Linked DNA regions of Homo sapiens: region 2 is linked to region 1. The links are chromatin loops, found by intact Hi-C in ENCODE. Cell type or tissue: HCT116. All regions are shown on one strand. Links, peaks and the distances in the headings refer to the core of each region. The heading gives the core; the rest is flanking DNA.

What was found. A loop is a pair of places that touch in the nucleus more often than their neighbours do. Peaks named below come from ENCODE experiments on the same cell type or tissue, not always from the same donor. Only the 100,000 strongest peaks of a DNase experiment are listed, where the experiment ranks them.
Region 2: it touches region 1 in a loop (6-fold over the local background); 73 of 110 quality-filtered maps call a loop at or near these places.

Annotation. Positions count from the first base shown.
Region 1 is chr1:197,863,023-197,880,231 of GRCh38, forward strand. No RefSeq gene overlaps it. Among named protein-coding and RNA genes, the nearest start is that of C1orf53, 31 kb to the right of the region's middle. In HCT116, for the core only: a CTCF peak has its summit at 6,098; a DNase peak (open chromatin) is centred at 6,079.
Region 2 is chr1:197,607,487-197,624,695 of GRCh38, forward strand. It overlaps DENND1B (DENN domain containing 1B), which reads right to left. Exons shown (of 23, transcript NM_001195215.2): 11 at 10,173-10,273; 12 at 4,445-4,490. Among named protein-coding and RNA genes, the nearest start is that of DENND1B, 160 kb to the right of the region's middle. In HCT116, for the core only: a CTCF peak has its summit at 7,847 (motif pointing right); a DNase peak (open chromatin) is centred at 7,865.

The DNA.
Region 1 (17,209 bases), core at 4,995-7,494:
TAGGCAAATATCTATGCTTTTCTTTCCTTGAGTAATCACCTTCCCTCCTGGGACTTCTCTGGGTCCTGTCCTAGCATCTGCGGTGGTGCTCAAAGCTGGGAACCTAGTTGGAGCCTCCGTGTGATGAACTAGAGGTTTGTAGGTGACATACTTTCTGTAATGGTGAATCTGGGATCTAACGTTTTGGAAACATCAACCCTTAGGGAAGAAATGGTTCCTCTAGGTACACAAAAATGGTACTATTAAATTGGAAGCCAAGACTACCACTTGGATATTTCAGATTCTTCATGTCTTTAAGCAAATAGACCAAAAGTGAGCTGATCTTTATTATTGGTTTGGATGATGAATCCTGGATATTAAGAGAAAAAGAAATACTAGAGACAATGGGATATGAAGCTGTATAGACAGAAGCCAGAGAAAACAATAGATCTTCAATTTTCAGTGTTAAAAATTAATGGCATTTTAATTTTGACTACCATGGAGTAACAAGGGCCAGATTAATCCTCCAATGTTAAAGAACTGGAAACATTAGATGACAAGCAGTATAGAACAATAATCTTTGAGAAAAGGAAACAAAAGAAGCCCCCTATAATCACCCCAGTTTATTGTTTAAAGAGAGGGCTTCCAGACTATAGTAGTGAGAAGAGGCCCCAAACAGACCCTGAAAGTAGTGCTGAGCTGAAAAGACAGAATTCAGAGTTAAGAAAGGCAAAACAGCTAGATTTCTGGGTGTAACTTCAGGAAGAAGAGTGCTGCACAAAAAACAAACAAACAAACAAATAAAAAAATGGGCTCCAAAGATCTGTCCAGGTCCAGGAGTCTGCTTTAGTCTATGGCAGAGTATTGATCTGCACATGGAGATTGTGGAGGAAACTACATAAAGCCTCAGAAAGGATCAACGGAAGGGAATAGGTGGACTTTTCCCTGGAGATCCAAGGGACAGGAAATCTTTCATGTTCTAATCAATCAGAGGGGAAAGACTCCTGATTAAGTAGGGAATTGAGTAGACTCCTTAGACGGTTATTACCTCAGCAGTGGAATTGCATAAGTCCTCAGAGGAACAGCTGCTCTGGACCTGCCCTAACAAAGTTTGGGAAAAGAGACTTAAAAGGATAAAATTGTTTACAAGTAATTTAGCAGAATCCTAGAATAAAATCTAATAATATCTAAGGAGATTCAGCAAAATACAACAGCAACTACAATGTTTGGAATTCAGTCAAAAATTTGCCATACAAAGATACCACTACATACCCACTAGCATGGCAAAAAGTTAAAACTGTAAAAAAAAATTAACTCTTTTCAATACTTTTATTGTTGCTAGTGGGGTTAGCACTGTTATTGTGTGTGTTTATTGAGAATATGGCAAATAAGCAAGTATGACATAGTCTAATTATATTGTCCTTCATAGCCTTAAGAACTAGGATTATCAGCAGTGTAAAGGATATATTGATGTGAAATAGAAGCACTACAGATGTAAGACTGCTCTAACTCTGAATTGAAAATATAAATATGAGCTCATAATATATTTTGTTTGAAAAAATAATCCCTACTGTGTTCACTGAAAAGGCCTGGAAGTAGTCACCCTAATAGAACTAAAAACTCACTAAAAAAAAACAAACTAAAAAGAGCCTTGGCTAGTGCTATTATTTTGCTGTGTCCTCATCCTAATCTCAGCTTGAGTTGTAGCTCCCATAATTCCCAAGTTTTGTGGGGGAGATAAGGTGGGAAATTGAATCGTGGAGCAGTTTCCCCCATACTATTCTCATGGTAGTGAATAAGTCTCACGAGATGTGATGGTTTCACAAGGGCAAACCCCTTTTGCTTGGTTGTCATTTCTCTCTTGTCTACCACCATGTAAGATGTGCCTTTTGCCTTTTGCCTTCTGCTATGATCAGGAGGCCTCCCCAGCCATGTGGAACTGTGAGTCCATTAAACCTCTTTTTCTTTATAAATTACTCAGTCTTGTATATGTCTTTATCAGCAGTGTGAAAACGAACTAATACAGCTAGTTCTAAGTGTAAGACAGCAAAAGTACAAAATGAGTGTGGAACACCTTGTCATACCAAGTAGCAAAGAAACCATCAAAGGTTATTAAGATCATGTCGACAGGACTCACACCATTTAGAACATTGGCCAAGAAGAGCATCAGTACGAATAATAGCTGCATGCCAGGCGTGGTGGCTCATGCCTGTAATCCCAGCACTTTGGGAGGCCGAAGCAGGTGGATCGCATGAGGTCAGGAGTTTGAGACCAGCCTGCCCAATATGGCAAAACCCCATCTCTATTAAAAATACAAAATTAGCCGGGCATGGTGGCAGGTGCCTCTAATCCCAGCTACTTAGGAGGCTGAGGCAGGAGAATCGCTTGAACCCGGGAGGCAGAGGTTGCAGTGAATTGAGATTGCACCACTGCACTGCAGCCTGGGCAACAAGAGCAAAACTCCGTTTCAAAAAAAAAAAAAAAAAAGAATAATAGCTGCAATGGCTTAAAACATAACTAAAATATGTTTAAACCCATATGTTTGTAGTGATGAAAAAAAAACTCTTAAAAACCTAATTAATCACTGTTGGATGATTCTAGGGAACAAATACATTATGAAAATTAGTAAATAAAGGGATACGATCAAACATTTATCTTGCTTTCTTTATATGAACTGTAACGCTGAGTAACTAAATGATAGATAAGTAGAATTTTTCTCTTTAGAGAGATATTTCAGCTAATAAAGAACAAAGGTTACAATTAGAATATCACTATTTTGTGATAAATTAATGGAAGTAGATACTAAGCATTAACAGCCAATAACATCACAAAAAGAGAGCCAGTCAAATATTTTGTGCCTCCCAATAAAATATAACAATATCTATAAAGTGTCTTGGCAAGAAAAAACAAACTAATCTAAATCTGATCAGTCTCTAGAGCCGAAGTAAAAACAACTCAGTTTATTCAACAAATAAATTTCAAAAGGGAAAACAGTGTACTATAAAAAGTTATGGCATTTAAGAGACTATTAGGAATTTTAACAGTACCTGTTTGTTGATATTAAGAAAATATCCCTCTTTGTTTAGGTACACTTATAGTATTGTGATTATGTTTTAAAAGAGTTCATATCTTGTAGGCATAAGTACTAAAACATTTACGGTGTTTGGTATCTGCTACAAAATATATTTAGAGGATAGATGGGCTGTAGATGAAACAAGAATTGCTGTGATACATGGGGATTCATTACATTTTTTCTGTATGCTTTTGTATTTCTACAGTAAAGATTTTAAGGTAATAAAAAAAAGAACAAAAATAGAACTCAGAAAAGTAATGGAAGACATGGCCAGGAGCGGAGGCTCACGTCTGTAATCCCAGCACTTTAGGAGGTCAAGGGGGGCGGATCACTGGAAGTCAAGAGTTTGAGACCAGCCTGTTTAACATGGCAAAGCCTCATCTCTACTAAAAATACAAAAATTAGTGGGGTATGGTGGCACGTGCCTGTAGTCCCAGCTACTCATGAGGCTGAGGCAGGAGAATCACTTGAACCTGGGAGGCAGAAGTTGAAGTGAGCTGAGATCCCGCCAGTGTACTCCAGCCTGGGTGACAGAATGAGACTTCAAGTCAAAAAAGAAGAAAAAATAAATAAATAAAGAAAGAAAAAAAATAAAAAGAAAAATAATGAAAGACAATAACAACCCTAAAAAGGTTCACCCAGAAATCAAATCCTTCAGAAATGATATAATTTGTTCAACTACAGAGTTTACATAATTTTTTAAAACCTTAAAGATATACCATTTTAGGAAAAGAAATTTCAATTAGTTTATATGAATGTTTAATAATAGTTAATTGTTACTACTACATGAAAAAATCTTGGTTATATTTGCCTCTTTTTAATGAATTTCAATTAATTAATGTATTTTAGTCATTTTTTTGCCCTTGTCCACATAAAGTCAGAGTCAAAATATTCTAGTTTTCTTTTAGAGCACATGCCATTATTACTTACCATAAGAAGAAATACTGCTGCTGCTCCTAATATTTATCAACAAGGAAGGAAGGAGGGAAGAAAGTAAGGAAGGAGGAAGGAAGGAAGGAACAAGGGAGGGAGGGGGGGAGGAAGGAAGGGAAGAAGGCATTTGGTTTTTGTGTTCTTTCTGAACAGCATGATCTAGGAAGCTCTATGTCACTAGAAATGGCAGAACTTTACCGTATAAGAGTTGGAGGGCCTGTATTCTACTTAAAAATAGTTTTTTACAAAATATTTTTAGAGTTTGAGGTGAAAAAGGGAAAAAAAATGAACTGCTTTTTGTATCACTTTCAGACTTGTAAAACATTTTGACTGGTAATATGTTTCCATTTTCACAAAAATACTTTATTTTTTTGAGGTGAAGTGGGAATGAAAAAGCATAAGGAAGAAAGTTATAGAGGAGGCAGAAGAAAAAGGAATAATGATAAGCACAGGAAGGGAGAGTGGGATTATTTTTCTCAAGAAATTTGCATTGTGCCAGAAATTTCAGAAGGAATCAAGTCTCCAGCCTTAAGACATAAAACATTAATGGGAAAGATTAACATAATACCATTATATTTTCAAAGTCCCAGTCAAATCCATCAGTGAAATGCATGTTCCTATTGTGCATGTATTATAATAGGTACATTTTTGTAATTATTAAGTTCTTTAAATAAAATTATTTCCTTCTACTTTTTCATTCCAAAAAATTTCATTTATTGCATGTAAAAAAATGCAAAAACATATATAGAAAACACTGATTCTCTTTTAGCCCCAACACTGAGGTAACCCAGGTCATCGACCTGGTGACCACCCTCACTTCTCCCTTTACATATAAAAGCATGCAAAGGCAATTTGAAGTTTTTGTTTGTTTGTTTGCTGTTTCAAACATCAAATATACCATAAATATTATGCTGGAACTTACTTTATTCACTTAGCAGTACATCACGGACCTCTCATGTCAATAGATAGAAATCTAAATCATTTTTTTAAACAGTCACTTAATAATATTCCATTGTAAGAGCTTACCGCATTTAAATATTGCCCTATTAATAGATAATTATATTGTTTCCATATTTTTACTACCACAATTAATGCCACAATAGAGGTTTCTTAATGTGGCCTTAAATAATGATATGCATATATGTATATATATGTATATATGTATATATGTGTACATATATGTATGTGTGTATATATGTATGTGTGTATACATGTATGTATATACACATATATACATATATATACACACATATAGGAAAGCCATTTAAAAGTGGAGTTGGCAGGTCAAAGAGAATATATATTTAAAATTATAATAGACATTGACAGCTTTCTTTCCAAAATGTTTGCAATTTATATTCCCACTAACAATATATTACAGTGTCCATTTTCCCATTTATGTCTTATCAACAATGAATATTATAACACTTTTTAATTTTTGCCATCAGATAGGAAAGATTGTAAATTATCAAAAGAACCGTTCTGCAGTGTTTTCCTCAAATTGAATTCACAGTCTATCTGTTTAGGTCTCTGGCATCTATAGCTGGTTTGCTTCATAAGGTCAGCATGTAGACTGGACTTAAGCAGTGGTTTTCTTTGCCGTACTCTGAGGTCCCAGATTGACTACAGGAGACTGTATCATTGGAATTGAACTACCAAAAAAAAAAGCATGTTATATAGGTTAATACCACCAATTGTCATATATGAAAGATACCTTGATATTCACTGGAAACAAAATAATAGAAACACAAATCTGAGGGGTTGAAGGAGCTATCCAATGCTTAAATCTTAACTATGAAATCTCTACCAATTTATTATTTCACCTCTGCTTAAATTCCTCTAATGATGGAAAACATACAAAAGCAGACAGCCTATTCCATAATAATAAAGCTAACTTTTATTGAACGTTTATTCTGTACCAGACAGAATTGTAAGTGCCCGGCAGGAAGTATCTCATTTAATCCTCACAAAAACCCAATGGGGGAGGATTTACTACTATACCTATTTCACAGAATAAACCAAGGCACAGATCACACAACAGGCGAGTGGTTGTATTGGATTTGAAGTCAACGGGAAGCCGTACTCAACCTCTACACCCTACTGCCTCCCAGAGGCAGGTTTAGAAAACTGTGAATGCTAACTCTCTATACAAAGCCCAACATTTCTTCCTGTAGCTTTGTTGCATTGCTCTTACTTCTACTGTGCTGGTTTCCAAGAATTCTCTTTAAACCTTTGCATACGAAAATACTACCAATATTTGCAAATAGCGATGAGATTATCTATTTGTCTTTAATTCTAGAAATAAAAGTGTGTTTAATGGAAGCCAAAGAAAAATCAGCTCATAGAATCCACCCAATGGCAAGAGAGAGAAAAGATAAGTGACCAAATCTCTTACTTATTGCAGACACCAAATCAAGCTAGCTATGAGTCTTTATAGGAAATAGGGCTAAAAATTTCAGGAGGAGGAACCAAGTCTCTAGTCTTAAGACATAAAACACTAATGGGCAAGATTAACATAAAACCATTATATTTCCAAAGTCCCAGTCAAATCCATCAGTGAAATGCATGTTCCTAAAAGGACTTCCAAGAATACCTCAAATACCAAAGGATTAAGGTCCTTTAGTAGTACAATGACAAATGAGAGTACAGCACTTATAAGAGACAAGTTTAATAATGTTCCAGTTAGAGGAATTCAAAGATAATGGAGGGTACAATCATAAAATTAAAACAACCAAAATTTCCACATTTATCACAAGAGAATGGATTCCGTAGAAACACAAATAGAAAACAAACAAAACTAGACGGCATAAATCAGCATAATAGAAGTAAAGTGTGCCTGTGATGAACATCTGGTATGTCAGTCAAAGATTCAGCAAGAATACACTAATGTAAGGCTGACCTTACATATGTAAGGACTCTCTCTCTCTCTCCCTCTTTCTCTCTCTCTCTTTATCAACATATGCTTTTTGCTCTTAAAATACCTCATATTTTCCATTTATAATCTCTTTAGTCACAGAACTATTTCTCCTCACTTTTTTTCTCTATCCTTTGCACTCTCAGAAAAGAGAATAAAATTAGCATTTTTCTTAAAATCCAGGCCACATTAACATTATAGCTCTTTTATTTTGCTAAATTAATTTGTACATATGTGAGGTCAAGAGCTCATGGAGTTTTATTCCTGCAACTGCCTTGCATTTTTTCACTACTTATTTTTCAATGCATTCATCATCACTTCTTTACATTCAAGATAACAGCCTAACCTGTATTGCAGTCTTGCATTGCAATAATTTAGAACTAAACACTAAACATTCCTTCCAAACACTAAAATAAAAACTACAAAGGAGGAGCTTTGTTAGGTGATTATGGACTTTGTGTGTGTGTATTCCATTTATCTGTAATTTGTAAAAAAATTTATATATTTATAAAAATTTGGTTTTATTTATTTTTAAGTAGTGGACTCTTAAGATAATTGTTAAATCTATCTGAATATCCCTTTTATTGGTTTGCTTTCAACTTGGTTATTAATTATTAATTGAATAAATTGAAGACAATTTAACCAGATACTATCACTTTGGAGATTTTGAAATATTTTGTTTTCTAAATTTAAGTGAAGTAAATAAGCTTTTTAAAAATATGGACTTTAATGAAAAATAATATATGTATTTTCAACTTCTGAACCACTATGCTACAGATAAAACATAACCATTGATGTATCTATTTATTTCATAACTTTTAAACAATTGTTTTGTAGAACATATAATAGAGAATTGGCTAGCTTGAGACAAACATTTTAAATATACTTACAGAATAACTTTTTTCCTCTTTGCATCAGAGAATGTTAAGGTTAAAAAGACTTACAATTTTCAAAAGTTGTGCTATTCTTATTACTTGGAATCCTTTTTGTCAAGTCTTTTACCTATTCTTCTATTGGCTGTCAGGATTTTACTTAATGCTTTGTAAAAAAAATTAATGTATACTTTGGAAAACTTGCCATATTTACTAAAGCTGATGTATTAGTTAATTTTCATGCTACTGATAACTGGGAAGAAAAAGAGGTTTAATTGGACTTACAGTTCCACATGGCTGGGGAGGCCTCAGAATCATGGCGGGAGGCAAAAGGCACTTTTTACATGGTGGCAGCAAGACAAAAATGAGAAAGATGCAAAAGCAGAAACCCCTGATAAAACCATCAGATCTCATGAGACTTATTCACTACCATGAGAACAGTATGGGGGAAGCCACCCCCATGATTCAAATTATCTCCCACTCAGTCCCTCCTGTAACGTGGGAATTATGGGAGTACAACTCAAGATGAGATTTGGGTGGGGACACGGAGCCAAACCATATCATTCTGCCCCTGGCCCCTTCAAATCTCACGTCCTCACATTTCAAAACCAAGCACGCCTTCCCAACAGTCCCCCAAAGTCTTAACTCATTTCAGCATTAAGCCAAAAGTCCACAGTCCAAAGTCTTATCTGAGACAAGACAAGTCCCTTCTGCCTATGAACTTGTAAAATCAAAAGCAAACTAATTACTTCCTAGATACAATGGGGATACAGGCATTGGGTAAATACAGCCATTCCAAAGGGGAGAAATTGGCCAAAACATAGGGGTTATAGGGCCCATGCAAGTCCAAAATCCTGCAGGGCAGTCAAATTTTAAAGCTCCAGAATGAATCTCCTTTGACTCCAGGTCTCACATCCAGGTCATGCTAATGCAAGACCATGTTCCCATGGTCTTGGGCAGCTCCACCTCTGTGGTTTTTCAGGGTACAGCCTCCCTCTTGGCTGCTTTCACAGGCTGGTGTTGAGTGTCTGTGGCTTTTCCAGGCGCACAGTGCAAGCTGTCAGTGGATCTACCATTCTGGGGTCTGGAGGACGGTGACCCTCTTCTCACAGCTCCACTAGGCAGTGTCCCAGTAGGGACTCTGTGTGGGGGCTCCAACCCCACATTTGCCTTCCACACTGCCCTAGTGGAGGTTTTCCATGAGAGCCTCACCCCTGCAGCAAAATTCTGCCTGGGGCATCCAGGCGTTTCCATACATCTTCTGAAATCTAGGTGGGGGTCCCCAAACCTCAACTCTTCACTTCTGGGTACCCGCAGGCTCAACACCATGTCAAAGCTGCCACTTTGGGGCTTCCACCCTCTGAAGCCATGGCCCAAGCTCTACATTGACCCCTTTTAGCCATGGCTGGAGTGGCTAGGACACAGGGCACCAAGTTCCTAGGCTACACACAGGTTGGGGACTCTGGGTCTAGCCCATGAAACCACTTTTTACTCCTAGGTCTCCAGGCCTGTGATGGGAAGGGCTGCCGTGAAGACCTCTGACATGCTCTGGAGACATTTTCCCCATGGTCTTGGGGATTAACATTGGGTTTCTTGTTACTTAGGCAAATTCTGCAGCTGGCTTGAATTACTCCTCAGAAAATGGGATTTTCTTTTCTATCACATTGTCAGGCTGCAAATTTTCCAAACTTTTATGCTCTGTTTCTCTTTTAAAACTGAATGCCTTTAACAGCACTCAAGTCACCTCTTGAATGCTTTGCTGCTTAGAAACTTCTGCCAGATACCCTAAATCATCTCTCTCAAGTTCAAAGTTCCACAAATCTCCAGGGAAGGGACAAAATGCTGCCAGTCTCTTTGCTAAAACATAACAAGTCACCTTTGCTCCAGCACCCAACAAGTTTCTCATCTACATCTGAGACCACTTCAGCCTGAATTTCATTGTCCATATCATAATCAGCATTTTTGTCAAAGCCATTCAATAAATCCTAGGAGGTTCCAAACTTTCCCACATTTTCCTGTCTTCTTCTGAGTCCTCCAAACTGTTCCAACCTCTTCCCGTTACCCAGTTCCAAAGTTGCGTCCACATTTTTGGGTATCTTTTCAGCAACGCCCCACTCTACTGGTACCAATTTACTGTATTAGTTCGTTTTCACACTGCTGATAGTGACACACCCAAGACTGGGAAGAAAAAGAAGTTTAATTGGACTTACAGTTCCACATGGCTGGGAAGGCCTCAGAATCATGTGGGAGGCGAAAGGCACTTCTGATATGGTGGCAGCAAGAGAAAAATGAGGAAGATGCAAAAGTGGAAACCCCTGATAAAACCATCTCAGATCTCATGAGACTTATTCACTACCACGAGAACAATATGGGGGAAAGCACCTCCATGATTCAAATTATCTCCCACCGGGTCCCTCCCACAACACATGGGAATTACAGAAGCTACCATTGAAGCTGAGATTTGAGTGGGGACACAGAGCCAAACCATATCAGCTGAGCACATGCATATAGTGTGATCCAGCAATTAATTCTACTCACAGTTTTATACTCAGCAGAAATATGTGTGCATGTGTGTCACCAAAAGACATGAACAAGAATGTTTATAACAACACTGTTCATAGTAGTAAAACTGGAAACTAAATGTCCATAATAGTAAGTAAATAACATTTAGGTGAAAATAATCAATTGCTATTGAAAGTGGAGATATAGCAGCTAGGGGCATAAGGGTGTTTGGAGGGTATTGGTAATATTCTGTTTCTTAATCTAGGTGCTGGTTAAACAGGTGTGTTCAATTTGTGAAAATCTGTCAATCCATACAATCTATTTACAATCCACATAATCTATTTTTGACATATACATCATAAATCCTTAAAGATCATCTGGTACAAACCATTTCTTCAGGGATTTACAAATTACTCACTTATAAAACTATGAAGATTTGTTGCCCATTTTGCAAACTGAAACTCATATGTATTAAATAGAGATAACTTTCCTGTGTTTAAAAGAGAATGGATGGGGTGATTGAGTGTCTATCTGGCTTTGGCTTTAACTTTTAGGTAAAGATTTATGCAGTCAACTTTCCAAGGTTTTAAAGCTAGATCTGCATTCAAATCCTGAGCTTACTACTTACTATCTACATTTCATTACCTGAAAAATGGGGGTAATAATAGTTAATTTGAAGGTTATTCAAAAAGTTAAAGATAATGTTTGCAAAATGTCTGCCACAGGTGGGCAATCAATAAAGAGTAGGCATTAATTTTAGAGAGTCTCACCCAACAAAGAATAGGCCATAAAGAATGTAGCCAGAGTGTACTAGTGAAGCAGAGAAATGTTTTCTTTCAAATGGAATCTAAAAACAGAAAAAAAGTACACCTATTAACACATGTGTTTAAACCAAAATTAGATCACCCAAGTAGAAAAGACAAGATTACACCACCCTCCTATCATTTATTATTTGGGGAGAGGAGGAAACTAGGGGGCATAAATATTTCCAACATATTTTCTTCCAGTGAAAACAAATTATATGAAGCAGAGAACTGACATGTACATTGTTTTGAACTAATAAGTACTTCCTCTGAAAAAGAACATTGTTTTAGAACAACAGGGTTTTTAAAAGTTATTTTTATTTGTGGTAAATACTCATAATATAAAAATTATCATCATAACCATTTTTAAGTGTACAGTTCAGTGGCATTAAATACATTCATACTGTTGTGCAAATATCACCATCATCCATCTCCAGAACTCTCCATCTTGCAAAACTCTGTACTCATTAAATGAGAATTTCTCATTCCCCCTCTACCCAGACCCTGCCAACTACCATTCTACTTTCTGCCTGTATAAATTTGACTACTCTACATACCTAGTGTAAGTGAAATCACAATGTTTCTCCTTGTGTGACTGGCTTATTTTACTTAGCGTAATGTCTTCAAGGTTCGTCCATATTGTATCATGTCAGAATTTCCTTCTTCTTTAAGATTAAATAATATTCCACTGCTTGTTTATACCACATTTTGTTTATTCATCCATCCATGGACATTTGGGTTGTTTTTACCACTTGGCTATTGTGAATAATGCTGCTATCAACATGAGCATACAAATACCTCTTCAAGCTCCTGCTTTCAATTATTTGGGGTATATACCAAGAAGTGGAATTGCTAAATTATATGATAATTCTATTTTTAACTTCTTAAGAAACTGCCACACTGTTTTCCAAAGCAGTTGTACCATTTTACATTCCCACCAACAAAGCATAAGGGTTCCAATTTCTTCACATTCTCACCAACACTTATTTTCTGTTCATTTTTATATCAGCCATCCTAATAGGTAAGACGTGGTATTTCTTTATGGTTTTAATATGTATTTCTAATGATTTGTGTTGTTGAGCATCTCTTCATGGACTTATTGGCCATTTATATGTCTAGTTTGGAGAAATGTCTGTTTAAGCTCTTTGCTCATTTTGGAATTAAATTGCTTGGGTTTTTTGGTTGTTGAGTTTTAGGAGTTCTCTATATATTCTGGATATTAATTTCTTATGAAATAGATGATTTGTAAATATTTTTCCTTTTGGTTGTCTTTTTACTGTGTTGATAGTTGTCTATTGATGCACAAAATTTTTACATTTCCATGAAGTTCGATTTTTTTTTTTCTTATACCAGGATAGGGGCTTGCGATGTTGCCCAAGCTAGTCTTGAGCTCCTGGGCTCAAGTGATCCTTGCAATTTGGCCTCCAAAAGCGCTGGCATTACAGGCATAAGCACCACACCTGGCCATGAAATTCAATTTCTCTTTCTCTTTTTTTTTTGAGACGGAGACTTGCTCTGTCACCCAGGCTGGAGTACAGTGGTGTGATCTCCATTCACTGCAACATCTGCCTCCTGGGTTCAAGCGATTCTCCTGCCCCAGCCTCCTGAGTAGCTGGGATTACAGGCATGCACCACTGTGCCCAGCTAATTTTTTTGTATGTTTAGTAGAGACGGGGTTTCGCCATGTTGGCCAGGCTGGTCTTGAACTCCTGACCTCAGGTGATCTGCCTGCCTGGGCCTCCCAATTTGTCTTTTTGTTATTGTTATTGCCTATGCCTTTGGTGTCATATCCAAGAAATAATTGCCAAATCCAATGTTGTGAAACTCTTGCCCTGTGTTTTCTAACAGTTGTCCAGTTTTAGGTCTTACATTAGCTGGTGGATCCAGTTTGAATTAATTTTTGTATATGATGTTAGATAAGGATCCAGCTTCATTCTTTTGGATGTGGATATATCCAGTTTTCCCAGCCCCACTTCTTTAAAAAGACTGTCTTTTCCCTATTGAATGGTCTTGACACCCTTGTCTAAAATCATTTGACAATATATGCAATGATTGTTTTGGAACTGTCTATTCTATTCCATTGGTCTATATGTCTGTTTTTATGCCCCACTGTTTTGATTCCTGTAGCTTTGTAGTAAGTTTTGAAATCAGGACATATTCTTTATTCTTTTTTTGCAAGATTGTTTTGGCTATTTGGGGTCACTTGAGATTCCATTTGAATTTCAGAATGGGTTTTTCTATTTCTGCAAAAAATAAGTCATTAGGATATTGACAAAGATTGCATTAAATCTGTAGATCACTTTAGGTAGTAGTTACATCTGCACAATATTAAATTTTTAGATTTATTTATGCTTTCCACTTATTTATATTTTCTTTAATTTATTTTAGAAAGTCTTTTTAGTTTTCAGTGTACAACCTCCTTATCCTTGGTTAATTCCTGTCTTTATTCTTTTTAGTGCTATTGTAACTGGAACTGTTTTCTTACCTTTTTTTTTAGATTTTTCATTGTTAGTGTATAGAAATGCAACTGATGTATGTTTACTTTGTATCCTGTTATTTTGCCGAATTTCTTAATTAATTCTAATATTTTTGTGGAATTTTTTGTTTTCTACATATAAGACCATATTATTTGCAAACAGAGATCATTTTACTTCTTCTTTTCCATTTGGATGCTTTATTTCTTTTTCTTATCTAATTGCTCTGGCTAGGACTTCCAGTACCATGTTGAATAGAAATGGTGAAATTAAGCATTCTTGCCTTCTTCCTGCTTTTAGAGGAAAAGCTTTCAGTGTTTTATCACTGAATATGATATTTGCTGTGGGTTTTTCATATGTGACTTTTATCATTTTGAGGTAGCTCTTTTCCATTCCTATTTTTTTGTGTTTTTGTCATAAAAGAGTGTTGATTTTTGTCAAATAATTTTTCTGCATCAATTTAGATGATCAGGTTTTTTCCCTTTCATTCTGTTAATGTGGTGTAATACTTTGATCAATTTTCATATTTTAAGCCATCCTTGCATTCCAGGAACAAATCCCACTTGATGAATAATCCTCTTAACATGCTGCTGAATTTGGTTTGCTAGTATTTTATAGAGGATTTTTGTATCAATATTCACAAAGGATATTGATCTATAGTTTTCTTGTAATGTAATTTTCTGGCTTTGGTATTGGGGCAATGTTGGCCTCATAAAATGTGTAGAGAGTGTTTCCTTCTCTTCAATTTTTTTGGAAATGTTTGAGAATGATTGGTGTTAGTCCTTCTTTAAATGTTCGGTAAGATTTACCAGTGAACCCATCAGGTTCAGGGTTTCTCTTTGTTGAGATATATTTAATTACTGATTTAATCTACTAACTAGTTATAGGTCTATTCAGATTTTTTACTTCTTTGTGGCTTAGTGGTGATAGGGTTTGTATTTCTAGTAATAGGTCCATTTTATAGGCTTTTCAGTTTGTTGGCATATAACTGCTAAAAGTATTCCTTTTTGTTTCTATGGAATTAGTATTAACATTTCCACTTTATTTCTGATTTAGTAATTTGAGAATTTGAGTCTTCTCTCTTTTTTCTTATTTTGTCTCATATTAGCATAGTCACTCTTAATCTCTCTTGATTAATAGCTAAATATTTGTCAATTTGGTTGATCTTTTCAAAGAACCTATTGGTTTCATTGATTGTTCTCTATTTTTTTTACTCTGTACTTTATTTAACTCTGCCCTAATCTTTATTATTTCGTTTCTTCTGCTGGCTTTGGGTTTACTTTGTTTTTTTTCTAGTTCCTTAAATTGTAAAGTTAGGTTGTTGATTTGAGATCTTTCTTGTTTTTTAATGTGAGCATTTATAGCTATATTTTTTTTCCTTAGCACTGTTTTCACTGTGTCCTATAAGTTTTGGTATGTTATTTTTATTTTCATTTGTCTCTTAGTATTTTGTATTTCCCTTATAATTTAGTCTTTGATCCAGTGGTTAAGAGTATTTTGTTTAACTTCCACAAATTTGTAAATTTTACAGTTTATCTTTCATTATTGATTTCTAATTTTGCGCTGATGAGGTCAGAGAAGATACTTTGTATGATATCTATCTTTTTAAACCTATTGAGACTTAATTTGTCTCATGTGGTCTACCTTGGAAAATATCCCATATGCACTTAAGAATATGTATTCTGTGTTGTTAAGTAGAGTGTTCTGTATATGTGTTAGATCTAGTTGGATTATTGTGTTGTTCAAGTCCTCTATTTCTTTACTTACGTTCTGTCAGGGTGTTCTTTTTTTTTTTTTCTTTTTCGAGACAGTGTCTCGTTCCATTCCCCAGGCTGGAGTGCAGTGGCACAATCTCGGCTCACTGCAGTCTCTGCCACCTGGGCTCCAGCAATTCTCCTTCCTCAGCCTCCCAGGTAGCTGGGATTACAGGCACGTGCCACCACTCCTGACTAATTTTTGTATTGTTAGTAGAGATGGGGTTTCACCATGTTGGCCAGACTGGTCTCAAACTCCTGATCTCAGGTGATCCACCTGCCTCAGCCTCACAAGGTGCTAGGATTACAGGCATAAGCCACCATACCTGGCCTTCTGTCAGGGTGTTCTATCAATACTGAGGGTGGGGTATTGCAATATCCAGCTATTATTGTGGAACTGTCTATTTCTCCTTTCGATTTTGTTGATTTTTTCTTCATATTTTGATGATCTATTATTGGGTTCAAAAATGTTTGTAATTGTTGTATCTTTTGCTGTATTGAAGCTTTCATTTATGAATGATGTCCGTCTTTGTTACTGTAATTTTTTTGGTTTTAAATTCTATTTTGTCTGAAATTAGCATAGTCACCCTTAATCTCTCTTAGATACTAGTTGCATGGTACATGGAAAGAAAATATCCTTTTCCCTTACTTCACTTTCAACCTATTTGTGCATTTGGATCTAAATTGAGTCTTTTATATTCAACATATATTTTGGTCATGTTTTTTAAAATCCATTCTTCCAATTTCTGTCTTTTGATTGGACAGTTTAATCAGTTTACATTTAAAGTAATTTCTTTTTTGTTTTGTTTTTTCACATTCTTTTTTTTTATTATTATACTTTAAGTATGGCATACTTATACTTTAAGTTCATGGCATCAATCACCTGCCTCTCTACCAAGATAGTTATCCAAAGATGGATAGATTGCAAAACTTTTCTCCCATTCTGTAGGTTGCTTGTTCTCTCTGATGATAGTTTATTTATTTATTTATTTATTTTTCTGAGATGGAGTCTTGCTCTGTCACCCAGGTTGGAGTGCAGTGGCGTGAGCTCGGCTCACTGCAAGCTCTGCCTCCCATGTTCATGCCATTCTCCTCCCTCAGCCTCCTGAGTAGCTGGGACTACAGGTGCCCGCCTTCACACGCAGCTAATTTTTTGTATTTTTAGTAGAGACGGGGTTTCACCGTGTTAGCCAGGATGGTCTTGATCTCCTGACCTCGTGATCCGCCCACCTCGGGCTCCCAAAGTGCTGGGATTACAGGCGTGAGCCACAGTGCCCGGCAATATTTTCTTTTGCTGTGCAGAAGCTCTTTAGTTTAATTAGATCCCATTTGTCCACTTTGGCTTTTGTTGCCATTGCTTTTGGTGTTTTAGTCATGAAGTCTTTACCCATGCCTATGTCCTGAATGGCATTACCTAGGTTTTCTTCTAGGGTTTTTACTGTTTTAAGTCTTATGTTTAAGTCTTTGATCCATCTTGAGTTGATTTTTACATAAGGTGTAAGGAAGGAATCCAGTTTCAGCTTTCTGCATATGGCTAGCCAGTTTTCCCAACACCATTTATTAAATAGGGAATCCTTTACCCATTGCTTGTTTGTGTCAAGATTTGTCAAGGATCAGATGGTTGTAGATGTGTGGTGTTATTTCTGAGGCCTCTGTTCTGTTCTGTTCTATTGGTCTACATATCTGTTTTGGTACCAGTACCATGCTGTTTTGGTTACTGTAGCCTTTGTAGTATAGTTTGAAGTCAGGTAGCATGATGCCTCCAGCTTTGTTCTTTTTGCTTAGGATTGTCTTGGCTATGCGGGCCCTTTTTTGGTTCCATATGAAATTTAAAGTAGTTTTTTCCAATTCTGTGAAGAAAGTCAATGGTAGCTTGATGGGGATAGTATTGAATCTATAAATTACTTT
Region 2 (17,209 bases), core at 6,678-9,177, 250 kb before region 1:
TACCCATTTAAGTTCAGTCCCATGAAACAAGAATTCATGGCCAGCTCTATACCTATGTTTAGCATAAAGCATATTGCAAGGATAACATAAACCAATAACTATGACTACAGCATTAAACTATAATTTAAATTTTTTGTCTATATTCTATACAAAAAGGTATATGTTGGTGATGAGGACTGAAAGCTGAATAAGAGAGAATAAAAGGATAGCAATATGGAATTTATTGTTAGTAATATTTCTCACATGAATTTCAACAGAAGGTACCAAATTTAATAGCCTATCAGACTATCTTGACTTGTCCCATTTGTTTGAAAGTTTAATCAAAATAGTCAAATTATCTCAATATGTCTACAAATAATAGTAAATAAGAATTTTATCATAGTTTTCATCCTTAAAGAAAATACTTATGGTTCATTTTTCCTACTTAAACTAATAGGTATACTTAATTCATATAATTTTATTAGTCTTATTTAATTTGTAACAAATAGTATTATTCCTTAATAAGTGCTCATTAATTAAATACATTCATGAACTCTGAATTTCATAATTGTATAAGTCAACTAGCAATAGGTTAATAATTTGAGTGTAGTATTTTTTAAGTGGTGGTCTACAATAATAGTCATTTTTGAAAACTGTCACTTAAAATCTTATTATTACCTTATATTTTAAATTGGCCAAACTGGTTATTCTAAGTTGGTCATAATTAAAATTTCTCTGATTCATTTACAATTTCAAATCTCTGCATATTAGAATGTTAAACTTTCTAAAGCAATGGTAGTCTAAAGCAGAGAATTTCCACATGTTAAGAAAGGCATAATGTCTACAGTGAGGACAGATGATTCTAAAAATCTGTCTTCTTTATTATAAAGACTTAAAAGATGGCCATTTCTAAGATATTAGCAGCGAATCACTTATAGTGATACTACTGCAAAAATATTTACAAATACACTTATTTCCTTTTCTTTTCACATATATGCAAAAAGCTTTAAATACATATATGTGTAGTTACCTATAAAGTAACTATAGTATAACTACAGTAACCTATTTTATAAGTAAAAATATAAATTATGTTAATTGCATTTGTGTGAAAAAACATGTCATAATTTTGATTTTCATCTTCAACTTTAAGTTGTCATTTTATGACAGAAACTATAAAGATAATCTAATAAACCTGATGTATTTGTTAAGGGATAAAATGAGTTAGTCTGTAAATAGCCTAAGATAAAGCTATGTGCCCCCAAAGTGTTTCGTGAGGACATTATCACTCAACTCAGAACAAGGAAATTGGTACTACTATGACATGTACAATTTTTTCAAAACTGCTCTTAGTTTTAAAAATCTGGTAATTGCTGAATATTAAATTTTATTTAAGGGACCACTCGAAAAAGAATAGAAAAATATATTCATTTCAAATTAATAAACTGAGATTCCCTAATATGAAAATAATTCTATTAATACATTAACAAAAAAGGAAAAAATAGAGTGTAACAAATTTTTTTAAATTTGGATTAGTATCACTATTTCATCTATTTTTTCCCTCCAAATTAGACTTCAGCTATTTTTTTTTTCTAAATAGGCATTGGAAGTCATGTGGTATATAAAATGGTACCTCCTTCTGTGTCTCACTGTTACATCTCATAAAGTTATGAGATACAAAATTAAGAAAATTTAAAAAATTATCTTTTTCTTCAAAAATAAGAAAATAATATTAGACATAGACTGAAATGCTTATTAAGAACAACTGTAAGGTGGTGAAGTTAGTGAAGTCTTTCTCACACCCTCTATGTTTAACTTTTCCATACAATATGGCTACAAAGGTACTTTTGCACATTAATACAAAGAAATGACATAGTGGCAGCAATCACATGATCTTATAAACCTGGGTCAACATTTTATTTAGAATCCATTGTATATTAAAACAAACAAGATAATCCTCACATTTGTAGCCTTTACTAATTTATTCCTAATGACCTGCAGGCTTTAGTCTGCCTTGAGTTCATCCCCAAAGTCTAGTTTTCAGGCAGAACAAAATGTCTTTAGCCTTTATTTTAGAAGGAAATTTGTATTTTAAAAAGATCTGGCCATCCTTTACTCATAATTTCATTAAAACAACTGAAAGAAAGATGTTAAGGGATATGAATTTCATGACTTTGAACAACTACATTTAGAAGTTGTTACATTAGGTTGGTGCAAAATTAACTGCAGTTTTCGCCATTAAAAAAAAAAATAGCAAAAACCGCAATTGATTTTGCACCAACCTAATAACACAATAAAATGTGTTGAAACTCTCTTGACCAAGAGAGAGGGAATAAGAAAATATTTTAATTATTCCTTAAAGAAAAAATTGGTTGTAATTGCCAGGCAAAATGCAAACATTTACTCAGTTCAGTCTTACATACTAAATATGTAAATAGCTGTATCAATATTTTAATTATGAGACCATTTTGGTAAAATTAAAAAGCATAAAAGCTAGAAATTTTAGTGAAAAAATCCGCCTAATAGTGGCATAACAAGAATGAAATTTGCAGGATTTACATCATCTTGTAATAGATTAACAAGAAAGTTGCTGAATGATATCCAATTGTTTTAAAAGAATTCCTGAAGTCCCCAGTATAGCTTCTCATTCACTAATAAACCAATTAAATAAAATAAGGCTGACTATTAAGACACTTAGATAAGTCCAGAGTATGAAAAATACAGAGATTTCAACCAGTCTAATAATGGCTTCAAATATTCTCATTTAATAATAAGAGCCAATTTAAAGTTAGAATGGATTATTCTCTAAGACAACACTTTTTAAGGAGCAAATAATTCTTAAATTTGCTACTTAAAAACAGTATTGGTTTTATTTATAGGTATCCAAGAATATATGATAAATTAAATTGAATGTTTAAAATATATACCCTTTTATACAGTATTTTGGAAACGCTGAATCATTTGCTTTAAAAGTTGATGTAGAATCATTATGCAAAAAAAAAATTAACATCAACAGGTAACCAACAACTTTAAATATTTTTCATCTCTATAAATAAATAAACATGTTATAAAAATTATGTATCCTATTAGATTCATTAAGAAGCGACAAGTACACTAATATAAAAATCAAATTTGATGACTTTTTAGAAGAGAATCCAACCAAGGTTAGATTTTAAATGAAGTCAAATTACTGATACATTAAATGCTAGTCATATATTCCACAATCTAATAACAAATTAAGTACCTACTCATTCATATTTTATTTTATGTAATTTATCCTTTCACTGAAAGTACCTTGGCATGTAAGAATAAGTTTTCTAGAAATGAATAAAAAATAAGGAGTCATAAAGGTATCCAACTCAGACTTCAATATTACAAACAAACCTACTAAAGATATTTATTTAAATATGTTTTTTTTGTTATTGTTGAAACAAATAAAAAATGTTGCCCTAGCATTTTGTGATAAGAAAAAATGCCGGAACCTAGAGTACCGGTCGGAATCCACAACCTGGACCTCCTAAAGGGGCGTGACTCTTTCCCAATATGATCCTCAGGAGTTTTAAAATATATCAACAGACTCATCTTTGATCAAAGTAAGGACTGATGGAGGGTATACAGTGATGGCAAGAGGAAAACCAAAGCTAACTCATTTAGGTTGCTTATTAGAAACTGGGTTAAAGTACAATCTGTACAACCAGCAAAAAAAGACAAATTTATCTGAATAAAACTGATAGCATCTAGCATAATGACACCACTCAATTGACCCAAGACTTTGTTTTAATTAAAGCCTTTTGCTTATTTTATTAGATGCTGATCCTATACCAAGACCTTCCTGGAAATCTCACTAATTTCAAGTTCATGGTGTTAATAGTTCAAGATCTTTCACTATAGGAATAACTTAAGTGACAAAAATAATTTTAAAATGATGTGGTAATTGTGGAAAAAAATTACTAAATTTTATATTCCCCAACAGAACTGAAAATTAAAACTTAAGGCTATATTCTAAAGTTCATGATTAGTATATTAAAACCACATTTAAAATGTACACACTGATAAATGGGAACATAATGAAGTCTGCAAAATAAAAAATTTTACTTCATGACTCATAAGTACATAAATTGTGACTTTCAAAATATAGGTCTGAAAAAGAGATATAAATGATCTCAAGTTGCCATAAAAAAAGGCAACTGATCAAGGACTGAAGTTTTAGTATTTAAAACTTACCATATGATTTCTACCAAACATAACCTATTTTTATGGATTTCATGCCATAAAAAATGGTCATTTAGTATGTTAATTTAAATGTAATTATTTCAATGTTGTCTTTTTAAAAATGATAAGCATACTCTAAATATGAAACTAGTCACTTCTTTGTCCTATACCACTGATATTTCTTCAAAACAAAACTGTTTTAACTATTATTTTATGAGTTAATTTTATCACTGTCTCATGTCTGAAAGATACTCACCTCTATGAGGCTGGAGTGTATTCCAATCAGGTATGGCATTGGGGCACTAAATTAAAAATATATATATGCATAGATTCATATAGTTCATTAAAACTGAAACAACAGTATAAGTAATTCAAAATGATTAAAAATTAAATGTATTAAATGCTCAGTTCCAGCATAACACATTATAGATATTCAAAATTATTCAATATATAAAGCTCAAATTTAATCTTAGAGGCCATTAATATATTTAAAATTAAGATTGCTTTTTATAAACATCATAAAATCATTTATAATTTAATCAAGAGTTATAATGCCTAAAAAGTTTGTTTGTTGGTTTGTTTTTACCTTAAGAAGAATATCCAGGTCTAGGCCATAGTCTGAATTGAATCTTTTCCGTATACCTCATAGCAAATATATCTTAAATAATCATCAAATTTATTAACATCCGTTTTGCACATCTTTTCCTATTCAATTAAATTCTTATTTCTATGATATTCTTAATATATATATTCATTGATACATACCTCCTATGTCACCAAATATTTGGATCAGAGGGTCAGTCTGCAAATATCTATCAAGACTTATTGTTTGTCAGACACTGTTCTGGAACTGGATGTACAAAAGGAAACAACTTCCTCACCTACTGTGCTATCTTTCCCCTCATGTACATTGTCTTTTATTTACCTAATTTTATAAATTCAGATTTATCCAACTTTCACTTTTATTAATAATTTTAATAAATTTAAAAATACTCAAGTGTGAGAATAATCTTGAATTAATTAATTCAACACATGATATTTGGAGCATAGCAGGTGCCAGGCCTTAGGGTAGAAACTTGGGAACAATAATAGACAATATAAACTGAATATATTCCCTATGGATTTTATACTCTTGCAAAAAATATAGATGTTAAATTTTTAATACACAGAATAAGAATTGCTGGTTATTTCAGAAATACTTCTCACGAAATACAAGAAGAAAATTATTCAACTTGACATTTCAAACCTAAAATATTATCTAACAGAAAAACATGAGAATTGACAGATATCTACGAAGTCAATAGCAGATATATGAATAAATAGCTATTTTAAAATAAAACATTTTTGGCAATTCTTTTATAGGCATCTTTGTGCTCTATTATGACACTCTTTTTCTGTTAATGCAAACAGATAATCCTCTTTCTCAAAAGATTTGCATAATTTTCTAAACATCATTGTCATTATTAGAACAGAGCTGTCCAAATTTCTGTGTGTTCACTTTGCTACTGAGAACCAGCAATAGATTACACAGCCACCCTGACAGACCCAGAGATTTCAAAGTAACCTTAAAAAGTTCCAAATTTATTTAAAGATGGCTAACCACCAATCTATATATCCAGAATTTACAAAATAAGTGTTAAAGTTCTTATTTTACTCCTCGTTAGCCTGTACATTCTAGTTCATTACTTCTTATTGTACTAGATTCTAATTCCCAGTTGTCTTTGCCCTTTGTAGCTTTGTTCCTTCCTATTTTTTTTTTAATTTGAATGCAAGAGACCATCTGGAATTGATCTGATATTCTGGATACTTCACTTGGCTGAAAGTTGAAAACTGTTTATAGGCCTTGATATCCTTAAGACCTAACAGATTTTCTACCTTCAAAAGGAAACAGGAGGAACAAATGTGTACTGTTCCACTACTTCCCTAATTCAAGTTCTCATCCCTGTATTCCTTCTAGGTCTCCAGAGAAGAAGACATAAAATGCATATCACTAACAAATCTAGGCTTCCACAACAAGGTTTTGATACCTTTAACAAAATGAAGTTAGGCCATAATCTTAAATATCTCAAGCCCTGCCTATGTTCAAAATAGCATAAAATTATTAAAGTCACTGTGTAAACTTCCAATTAACCTCAGGTTAGTTTATTCTATTCACAAGATTTATAATACAGAAAAGCCCATGCTGTCTGAAATTTCAAAGTACATTTTAATGAAAGAGTTTTAAAATAGGTAAGCCTTCTAAAAACAATAATTACTAAGTCCATTTTACAAATGTTGGTGGGATAAATGGGTGGGTCAGATTTTCTTAAAATCAGAAACAGACTGCTAAATAACCTACTGAATACATCTAGGAAAACTTTTTTTTTTTTTTTTTGAGACGGAGTCTCGCTCTTTCGCCCAGGCAAAAACATTTTAAACTTTATGGAAGATATACTTATCTTCAGAAGTATAAAAAACACATTGATAAAAATTGTTAAGCTGACATAAAAATATTCATTAAAAAGCTTGTATGCAAAATTTAATCATATAATAACTTGAAACTTTTAAAATGGGATCACTTGTTATCTCCACATGTTCTCTTCTCACCAATTTCTCACAAAATCTAAAACACAGATGTTAGAACTGTAAACATTATTAACCTAGAGACTAATTTCCTAAAATAATTACATTTTGCAGAATATAGAGTGAATAGTTGTTTCTTTCTCACAAAAACTGGATTGTGTAATCCTAATATGAAATCACCCAAATCTCATGAAAAGTAACTTTGCAAACCTAGCCTTAAATTTCCTAATTAGATAAGGGCATTAACAAGCCAAGAAGAGATTCTTGGCAACACAGATGTTTTGTCCTCTATGTGAAAAACTGTCCTAAATCTTTCTTTCAATGAAGTTATTTTGCAAAGATAGGATACAGAAGCCTCCATATGATTGCTGCTTCTTTTTGGTAGCAATTCACCTGTACTTAAGAATAGCTTTTTTTTTCTTTTTAGGTTTTCATACAAAGAGACCACTCATGACACAGACTATAACAGCAGTCTATTGGGGTAGTCTAAAGAATACAATTTTCCATTTTTTTAAAGAAAAAAAATACCTATTCTCTCAGAAGCTAAATCTGCTCCTTTCATAAAAAGAAGAGTCATATAGCCTAAATAGTGACTCAACCATTCATGAACAAATGATAGATAATTACAATTTTACTAGTCCTACAGTCACACTACCTGCCATGTGTTTATGGACTTAGATAGGTTAAGACTGTCTTGCAACATCATAGACTTGCCACATTAAAGTACTCTTACATTGGCTGATTAGGGGAAAATGCAGATGGTGTCATTTCCTCCCAGGCACCTTCCCTAAGCTACCAGGGACTGTAGGCCACTTCTTCTTATGTGTTGCCATCCATGGTCCTTTGTATGCCTATTCTGTAATACTTATAGTATTGCAGTATTACACTGTGCTGTGTGTGTGCATGTGTGCACATGTAAGTATGTGTGTATTTCTTGCTATCTGTGAATCTTGCAATGGCATAAACTAAATCTTATTCATTACATTACACACTCACAGCTTGGCAAATATTAATAGATGGTCACTAAGTGTTTAATGAACAAGTGAATGGATGAATGAATCAACAAAGTAGCAAGGCTTTATTGGTGGACCAAGATGCGATATCCATCCATGGTCACAAGATGGCATTACGGCTCTCCACAGTCCAACCCACACCAGAGCTACCAGTTGCAAAAACAGAAATACTTTATGGAGGTAGGATTACCTCAGGATTCAGAAAGTTCCAATCGTGCCAAAGAGTTAGCAAAGATATATCTTTTCCTATCAAATCTTCATGACACTATTTTTGAACTGGAATATTCATAAAAAGTATTTAATCAAAACTATGAGATTGAAGGGATGATCTGTAATTTTTTTCCCTTTTACATGTAGATCAGTATGATTTTTTAACCTCAAGGATGGAAATGGAAGAAAACTGTTTACCCTAGGAAACAGTTTAGTTTACCAAGTTTTCTGATGGCTATTCTTTAAAAAAATAATTATATTATATTACTCCGTTCCTATGATAGAAGCTGAGCCTATCATTGTGACCTTAAGGTTCAGGAAGTTTCAGATAACTTCTTGTTTGAATATCACTGACTTACTCTTTGAACCAGGGAGGTTTTTGGCATGCAAGCTCTTAGAACTCAACCCAAAGGCTATTTCAGACATTAGACACTAGAAAGAAAATTCCAGGGACTGAAATATGAAACAAGCTTACTTCATTGAATTTTATGGCAGGGGTAGAAACGATTAGAAAAGATCTGGAAAAAAATTAGTACAGAACTGCCTGTGTCATATAATAATTTCTAAATAACATTTTAGAAAGTCTTAAATGTGTAATTCATTACAGATAATTGAACTTAATTAAAGGTGTGTTATCTCTTAAGAGGTTAGAACATTTTAATAGAAAAATTAAGATGGCACTAACATCATATATAAAACGTAATTCTAAAGATATATTATGTAAAATCATATATCAATATATTTCCAAATACTGCTGTAAAATATATTTTTAAATAAATAAAGTTTAATTACTGAACAGTATATACAAAGATCTACTGCATATGTCAACATAAATAAATGAGACCCTCCCTTTAAGGAATGCTAAAATATTATAGGTATGTTGGTTAAAGGAAAACTCTAAAATGAATAACAAAGGGCCTATTTATTTTATTCTTAGACTTGTGTGTGTGACACTTAACAATATAAACTACATTCCTATAGTTTCCTGCCAAACAGTTTCTCCTTTCTAGTTCTCAAACAGCATAATAGCAATGGTAGGTCACTGGGCACCTACTTCACAGCATTATCAATACTAATAATATTACCATGCTGTGGAAACACACCAATATATTAACGTAATCAATATGTGGCCAAGTACATGTGTTGTCACTACAATCACTTGTTCTGAAGAGGCTCAGTCATAAAAAGTTAATAGAAACCCTCTGTGTATGAACTTAAATCATTTTTAATCCTTAATACTTTCTGCCTTTTATGAAATAAGAAAGTTAAATGAGTGCATTGATTCTAAAAGTGCTGTGTTTTAGTAACATTAGCTGTGAAATAAGCAAACACATTAAGGTCAAAATTGTTTCCTTCTATGTGTGTGCACAATGATTTAGAGGAAAAATCCCATCACATTTCTTAAGAATTAGGCTATACCTGCAGAAGATGATTATGCAATGAAGATAACATTTCCCCCCCTAGTCTTGAAGAAGGCCCAGAAGCTGCTATTTAGAAGTCTAATCCTTGTTTAGACTCATGATAAATATGCAGACTCTTCCAGGTGAAGAGAACAAGGAGGGTCTAGAGGCCTGGTTATTGGGATCCTTTAGGAATTGTGTCTAATGCCAGGAAACTTTTCAGAACTACTCCCAATACTTTTCAACATTGCTTTTCATGGTGGATCAAGGCTGAGACTTTGACTTAAACAAAAAACAAGAATTCTTGTATTAGAGACAACCCCTTTATCAGTACTTGGTATTTGGTGTGCTATTATTGAAAAAAGAGGGGTAAAGAAGTGTATTCTGAAGTAAAGGTAACAAGAGTATGCCCTGACAGAGACAATGTGGTTGCTGGCAGATTTGCCAGACAAATTCTGACACCTGGGATACTGGGTTCTCTAACTGACACCATAACTTCTATACAGTTTTCCTAACACAACTTAAGACTGTTATTTTTTTCTATTTTGCATTGAGTTATCTAAATGACTGCAGAAGAAATTCACAAAATCTAAAGAACTTTATGTTTGCTAGGTATAAACTTGCGCTACCTTTGTACAGAATTATTCTGTCCTTCATAAAAGCCATCTTTACTATTTATTAAAATGTAAGTTTCTGTGATTTCTTTTAAATATGCCCCCAAGTTTACCTAGTTCACAAATAAACAGATAATCTAATCATGAAACCTAAACTTAAAGGAGTCTGGCAAAAGCCAGCTTACCAGCAGTAGTCCAGCAGGTGTGGAGGAAGCACTGGGATGTATATGTGTTGCCAATACATTGGGTATAGAAGAGCAGCTGATCCATGGATACAGGCAGTTAACTGAAATTTGTAAAAGGATAACAAAAATAAGTAGCTGCTGACCTTCCAAACAAAAAGCAATGTTCAATGTATCAACAATGAACAGTAATCACAGAACAATTTACATAACTACATAAATCACATTGTCTTTATCACTTCTACATGTAAAAAGTCTTACATCTCAGAGGCCCCTCTGAAACATATATAAACAGCAAAAGAAGCTTCTTGGGAATCATGTAGATAGTTATAATCATCTGAAAATACCGAGTTTGGGATTGAAAACTTAGAACATAAGTAAAAGTAAAACTGAAAAATTAGGTGTGCATCTTAGAAAAATTGTAGGAAATTACAATTTGTACAGCATAGTTTGTGTATCACTCAGATTAATATAAGATGATTAAATATGGAAAGGAAGAGAGGCTGAAAGCTCCTGAGGGATATCATTAGGGCAAATTGCCAAAGAATGAAACATGAGCCAGTTAGGAGAGTCTGGAAGCTGCAATAATATCAGGGGACTTGAATGTTCGACAGTTGGAGCTTCAGTAATGTGTGAACTGCGGGTTACGGTATCAAGAGACTCTGTTCACTGACACATAGAATGTCACTATTGACCAGCAAACTGCCCAAGCTTGACAGCTGTACTACAGGAAGCCAAGTATATCATAATTTCATATTTAAACTGTTCATTCCAGATTAACATTTTGTTTCCTAGCTTTATATCACAACAGCTGTAATTACACTGTTGCTATTTTAAAGGTAATTGCCATTTTAATTGTTTTGTTTTGGTAAGCAGTTAATTAAACATTTTTTAGTACTTAACAAAAGGATATCACTTTTTTCTCCCATCTTCTGACCCTCATCAGAATTCTTTTAATGTGACTTTCTTTCCATTTTAAATTATATTTCTGTAGATGTAAAGTCATTTTTATGCATAAAGCAATAATTAAATCAGCATTCTTAATCATTTTAAAGTTTTGCTATAGTCTGTATTTCAAGGTTACCGATTAAATTATTTTATTCAACTTGAAGATCAGAATTAAAAAAAAATCTGAAAATGAACCAGACTTTCTATAAACCGTTTTCTCTATTATTATACAAAGATATTTAAAGAAACTAAGTGATAAGCACAATTAATTTAAAAAAATGAATGTACACAAAGCTATCCAAATCCTATTATTAGCCACATTTGTCTATGTTTAAGTGCAAAATAGATCCATTACATAAAGTAAATTAAAATAACTCGATTTGAACCAAAACCAAAAATTTTTATTCAAAGTATATGCATCTTTGCCATATGTATTATATTTTTTCCAGTCATGTTTTTAATCAGTTTTGTATGGCAAATAATGTATTTTGATTTCACTTAGGATGTTATCATTAAAGGATTTTACTACCTTGTACTTACAAGCTTTAATAGGTTATGATAGTATTCCTTCAATAAGTATTACTTTTTAAATTCCTTAATTAGAGCCTACAATATGCCACTAGGAGGCATTCAAATACTTCCATTTAACAATTATAGACCATGGATTTATTTATGTTACAAACTGCAGCTAGAGGGAAATGAAAATGGGGTTGATCTAACTCATTGTGTCAAATTCTCCAAGAGCTCTCAGGTACTCCTTAGTTGTAAATTAGGCCTCTTTAAGACTGTATTAACTCTTTCCACCCCCTTTTTAACCTGATGGGCTAAAAGAGCTTATGAAGCGTTGAAAGGCAGCTAATTATTCAATTTCTCAATCTGCACACAGATGACTTTTTAAACAGCTCATTTAAAGCCTTAAAAACAACAAAAAAGAGAGAGTGTTCTTTTTTTGTTACTGAGCAAATAAAAACTGTAGCAAGAGGAAAAACACGTTCTTAATGTGAGGTATTATATTTAATACCTCACTTTATTTCACTGGGCAATTTATTTCACTGGGCATACCCAGAGTCCAAAGCACTCTACTAAATGCCATGTAAATACTTTCCCTGCCTCCTTACTGGTCATCCTTAAATGAAGTTTTATTAGTTATTCGCTAACAAAATTCAACATTATCTGATGAATTTGACTGATTTCTTAGAGGATGGTTTCTGTAATTATATGCAGAGTCACAAAATTTCTGCAATGGCCAGCATCTGGTAGAGGGTTATGCCTGCTAATCAAGATCTACCAGAAGAGAACCGAGTCTACAGGACTTGGCAACTTTCTGGATGTGGGGTATAGGTGACAAGGAGAGGAAAAAATATATGACAACTCCTTCCCAACCACAGTTCTGGAACTAAGCAACCAGAATGAATTATTAAAGGTAATATAGCAAAAGTGTCAGGTTTAAGTAGAATTATAAGGAATCTGCTTTGGCAAATATTTATTCTGTTAACCATGAGACACCTAAATGGAGATTTCCAAAGAAGACGGAAGCATCCCAAAGATAATCCTCCATATTCACCTAGTAGCATGCAAGAGCTGTGAAACTTAAAAAAAAATGAGAAAATACTATTATGGCATATTCTTTTACAGATGATAGCAAAGTTGCAAGTAAATAAAATAAAACAAATTTACTAGAAAATGTAACACATTCATATGTAAATTGCATAAAATCATAACATGTATATTACAGACACAAAATTAGGGCTCTGCCACCAACAAGCCATGTGATCTCTGGCACATCTACAAATATAACCATGTCTCAGTTTTCTGATCTTTAAAATAAGAACTCTATGCTAGATGATCTGTAAGTATTTTCTCTCATAGATCAAACATTCTTTATTTTTAGATCAGATGAATTCTATCTTTTTTATATTCTTATGTATTGAGATTTCTTCTACCCTGGTGGCTAACGGAATACTATGACTGGACTATAATTCAGATCCACTTTCAAAATATATCTAAAAGTTTAAGTGCTTTAAAGTGCTTTAATAAAGTAGGTGCTCTAAAGTCCATAAGGTAATTATGCAACTGAAAATATTATAATAATTTTTTTGCTTAATTCAACAAAAATTTTGAGTGCCTGCTATATGCAATCGAAATCCCTATGAGGCAACAGGGACACAGTACTAAACAGAACAAAGTCCCCGTTTCTATGGAGCTTATGTGTTAGTGGAGAAAGCAAACAATAAACAAGTAAAATAAATATTGTCAGAGATTAGATCTATAAAGAAACCTAAAGTAGGGAGTGATGGGGGTGGGGAGCTATTTTAGATAGGAGGATTACAGAAGAACTCTAACGTGGTGACATATGAACTGAAACCTAACTGAAGGGAGAGAGTAAACTCGTGGATTTGGGAAGAAGAGCATTCCAGGTAAATTAAACGAGGCATTCAGAAGTCCCAGGTGAGAACATGCTTGGCATCTTCACAGAGCAATGGGGAAGTCAGTGAGATCAGACTGGAGGAAGTGGGAGAATGGCAGGAGATGAGGTCAGATAGAGAAGCAGAATCAATGATGGAGAGCCTTCTAGGACACGGCAAAGACTCTAAATATTATTCTCGATGACATTTTTACATACCTCTGAAGAGAGTGCTATCATAATAAACTATTTACCTGGAACATTTGAGAATATACAAATTAAAGAAAAATATACAAATTAAAGGAAAATAGAGCCTTCTAGGACATGGCAAAGACTCTAAATATTATTCTGGATGACATTTTTACATACCTCTGAAGAGAGTGCTATCATAATAAACTATTTACCTGGAACATTTTGAGAATACACAAATTAAAGGAAAATAAACTACATATTTTAGAAGTTTGGTTTGCAATATAAAGTACTACAAAGAAATGAGAACAATTTAATAAGCCAAGTAAGAAGAATCTTATTAATTTAACATTATTTATGATATATTGAATCTTTAAGCTTAAAGAAAAATGAAATATCATATAGTCTTTCTTTGGGCTAGAATTACCCAAGTATCATATGTCTGATTAGTGACAGGGCCAAGACTCCACATTGCTTTTCTAATATCGTCAGTTGCTTCTTTAATACCACAATTGTTCCTCACGAAAGCAGAGAAAAGGGTAAAGGGAAGAATTTCCATGTTTCAGTTCAAACATATCTCTGGCATTATACCCTGAAACTGAATAATACACTGTTATAATTTTCAGATAAAAATGAATTTACCAAATAAAGGTTTATGGAAAAAAATTTCTTATCTTTATGTGACATATGATATTTAAAATGCACATATATTTTCATAAAGCATACCCAATATATTGAACTAATACAGTTCCAAAGAGCTGACTAATGCAAAATAGAAACATTGGTAATACTGATTTACTATGGACTTCAATTACAACATAAGTATATATGGGAATCATGAGAAGGGACAAGAACTAATGCCTGTGAAACCAGACAGAGAAACCTGACAGCAAAGGTCTGCAACAGTTAACTCAGTCATAGAACAAAGGCATTTGAAACTTCTGGTCCCAGGTCACCAGGTCTAAACATAGGTAGTGCCATTGAAAATAATAGCAACAACAAATGTTTACATAATGTTTACCATGTGCCAAGAACTGTTATGAGTACTTGAACTACTCATACCTAATCCTCACAACAACCTCATCAAGTACTATTATCATTACTTCTACTTATCAGATCAAGGCACTAAGACAAAGTTCAACCAACTGCCCACGATCACAGAGCTTATCAACAGCAAAGCCAGGATACAACTGGAGGCAGGCTAGATCCAAAGTATAGTAACCACTATTTCAAACTGCCTTCAATATACAAAGATTTTAAATTATCATCATTATGAGGCTTTGAATAGCATCCACTGACTGAAAATATTGTGTTTTATACTAATTGTATAATAGAGAATGCATCTTTGGACCGGACAATCAAACAAGAGCCATTGACCTTTGTATGAGAAATCTATGATAGACAGAGATCTGATTTACAAAACTTTCCTCAGGCAACACAGACTGTAACTACAGCAGGTAACTAATAAAACAGACTCTCCCAGAAAATGTTAAAAGGATAAGATCATTGATACAAATTCTACAAGTTATCATCTCAACTTATGTCTATGAGTACACCTAAGTTTGAAACTGAACCAAAGTTGTCCTGCTTTGTGATACAAAATCTGATTTGTTCCTTCTTCTTAAACTATATTTATTAGAAGAAATCAGTCTATTAATAAAACTAGAATTGTTTTAAGCAATTAAATAGGCATGTATTTTGAGGGAGGAGAAAAAGACATTTATCAGATTCCCATGGACACAGCAGAAAGACAATCCATCTAGTATAATCACCACTATGAAAAATAGCACAATTTTAACTAGCATGCCTTACAGGTAAAGGTATCATATAGACACATTGCTACTCACACTATTCTAGCCTCTGTATCACCTATCTAGATTGTGCCTCATTCTTTTGTAGAAATCCTACACTTCAGCTAGAGTTATAGGAGTTACTGCAGGGTTAAATGAGTTACTGAGGGGCAGATTTATATTCCCTAAGAAAGCATTTATTAATAAAATCCAAGAAACATGTATTAGAGACCTCACCTGATTTTTAACTGAATCAATACTTAATTTAGAAATTTAAGCATCATAAATAACTATAAGTATAAACAGTAAACTGTTGCAGATGGGAATGTAATGAATTCCTCATAAAATTTTTAAAAAATTAGTGGAAACCATAAAGAAAAAAACTGTTTAAACACATTTAATTTATATTCACATTTTAAAGTTCAGACCAAAAACGGGAGCAGCAGGGTATCTGAAAACCACAACATTAACTACTAAATAGTCTCACTTAAGAAAAACTCTAATATTCAAATTAAGTGAGACTTATAAGAAAATGTTTGGAGAACAGAAATTTTACATAATGCAAAAACAATATTTTGTACATTTTTTAAAAATAGAATTTATTTCTTAGAATACTTTTACATTCATAGCAAAACTGAGCAGAAAGTACAGAAATGTCCCATGTTCTCCCTGCCCTCACACACCCATGGCTTCCTCCATTATTAACATACCCAACCACACTGGTACATTGTTACAGTCAATGAACCTATATTGATACATCATTGTCATCTGAGTCCCTAATTTACATCAGAGTTCACACTCTAGGATAAAACAAATTTACAGTGACATGTATCCACCATTATAGTATCATAAAAATGCTCTATTAAATAATTACATATAAATCTAACAAAATATGTATACAATCTATATAAGGAAAACTAAAGACTCTGATAAAAGAAATCAAAGAACTAAATAAATGGAGAGATATTCCATGTTCATGGGTAGGAAGACTCAATACTGTGAAGATGTCAGTCCTTCCAACTTGATCTATAGATTACAATCCCAATCAAAATCCCAGCAAGTTTTCTTGTGGAAAACAAGAAGGTGATTCTAAAGTTTCTATCGAGAAGCAAAAGACACAGAATAGTCAACACAATTCTGAAAGAACAAAGTTGGAGGACTGACACTATCTGAGTTCAAAACTTATTATAAAGCTACAATATTCAAAACAGTGTAGCATTTATAAAAGAACATACAATTAGATCAATGAAACAGAATAGAGAGCCCACAAATAGACCCACATAAATATAATCAACTAATCTTTGACAAAGAAGCAAAGGCAATACAATGAATAAAAGACAGTCTTATCAATAAATGGTGCTGGAAGAAGTGGACATCCACATGCCAAAAAAATGAATCTAGATACAGTCCTCACACTTTTCATGAAAATTTACTCAAAATGAATCACAGACCTAAATGTAAAATGCAAAACTATAAAACTCCTAGAGGATAATACAGGAGAAAATCTACATGAACTAGGGCTTGGCAATGACTTTTAGAGACAACACCAAAGTCATGAACCATGAAAAAATTAATTGATAAGCTGGATTTCATTAAAACTGGAAACTCTAAAAAGCAGAGCGCCTCTCCTCCTCCAAAGGAACACAGTTCCTCACCAGCAACGGAACAAAGCTGGATAGAGAATGACTTTGACGAGTTGAGAGAAGAAG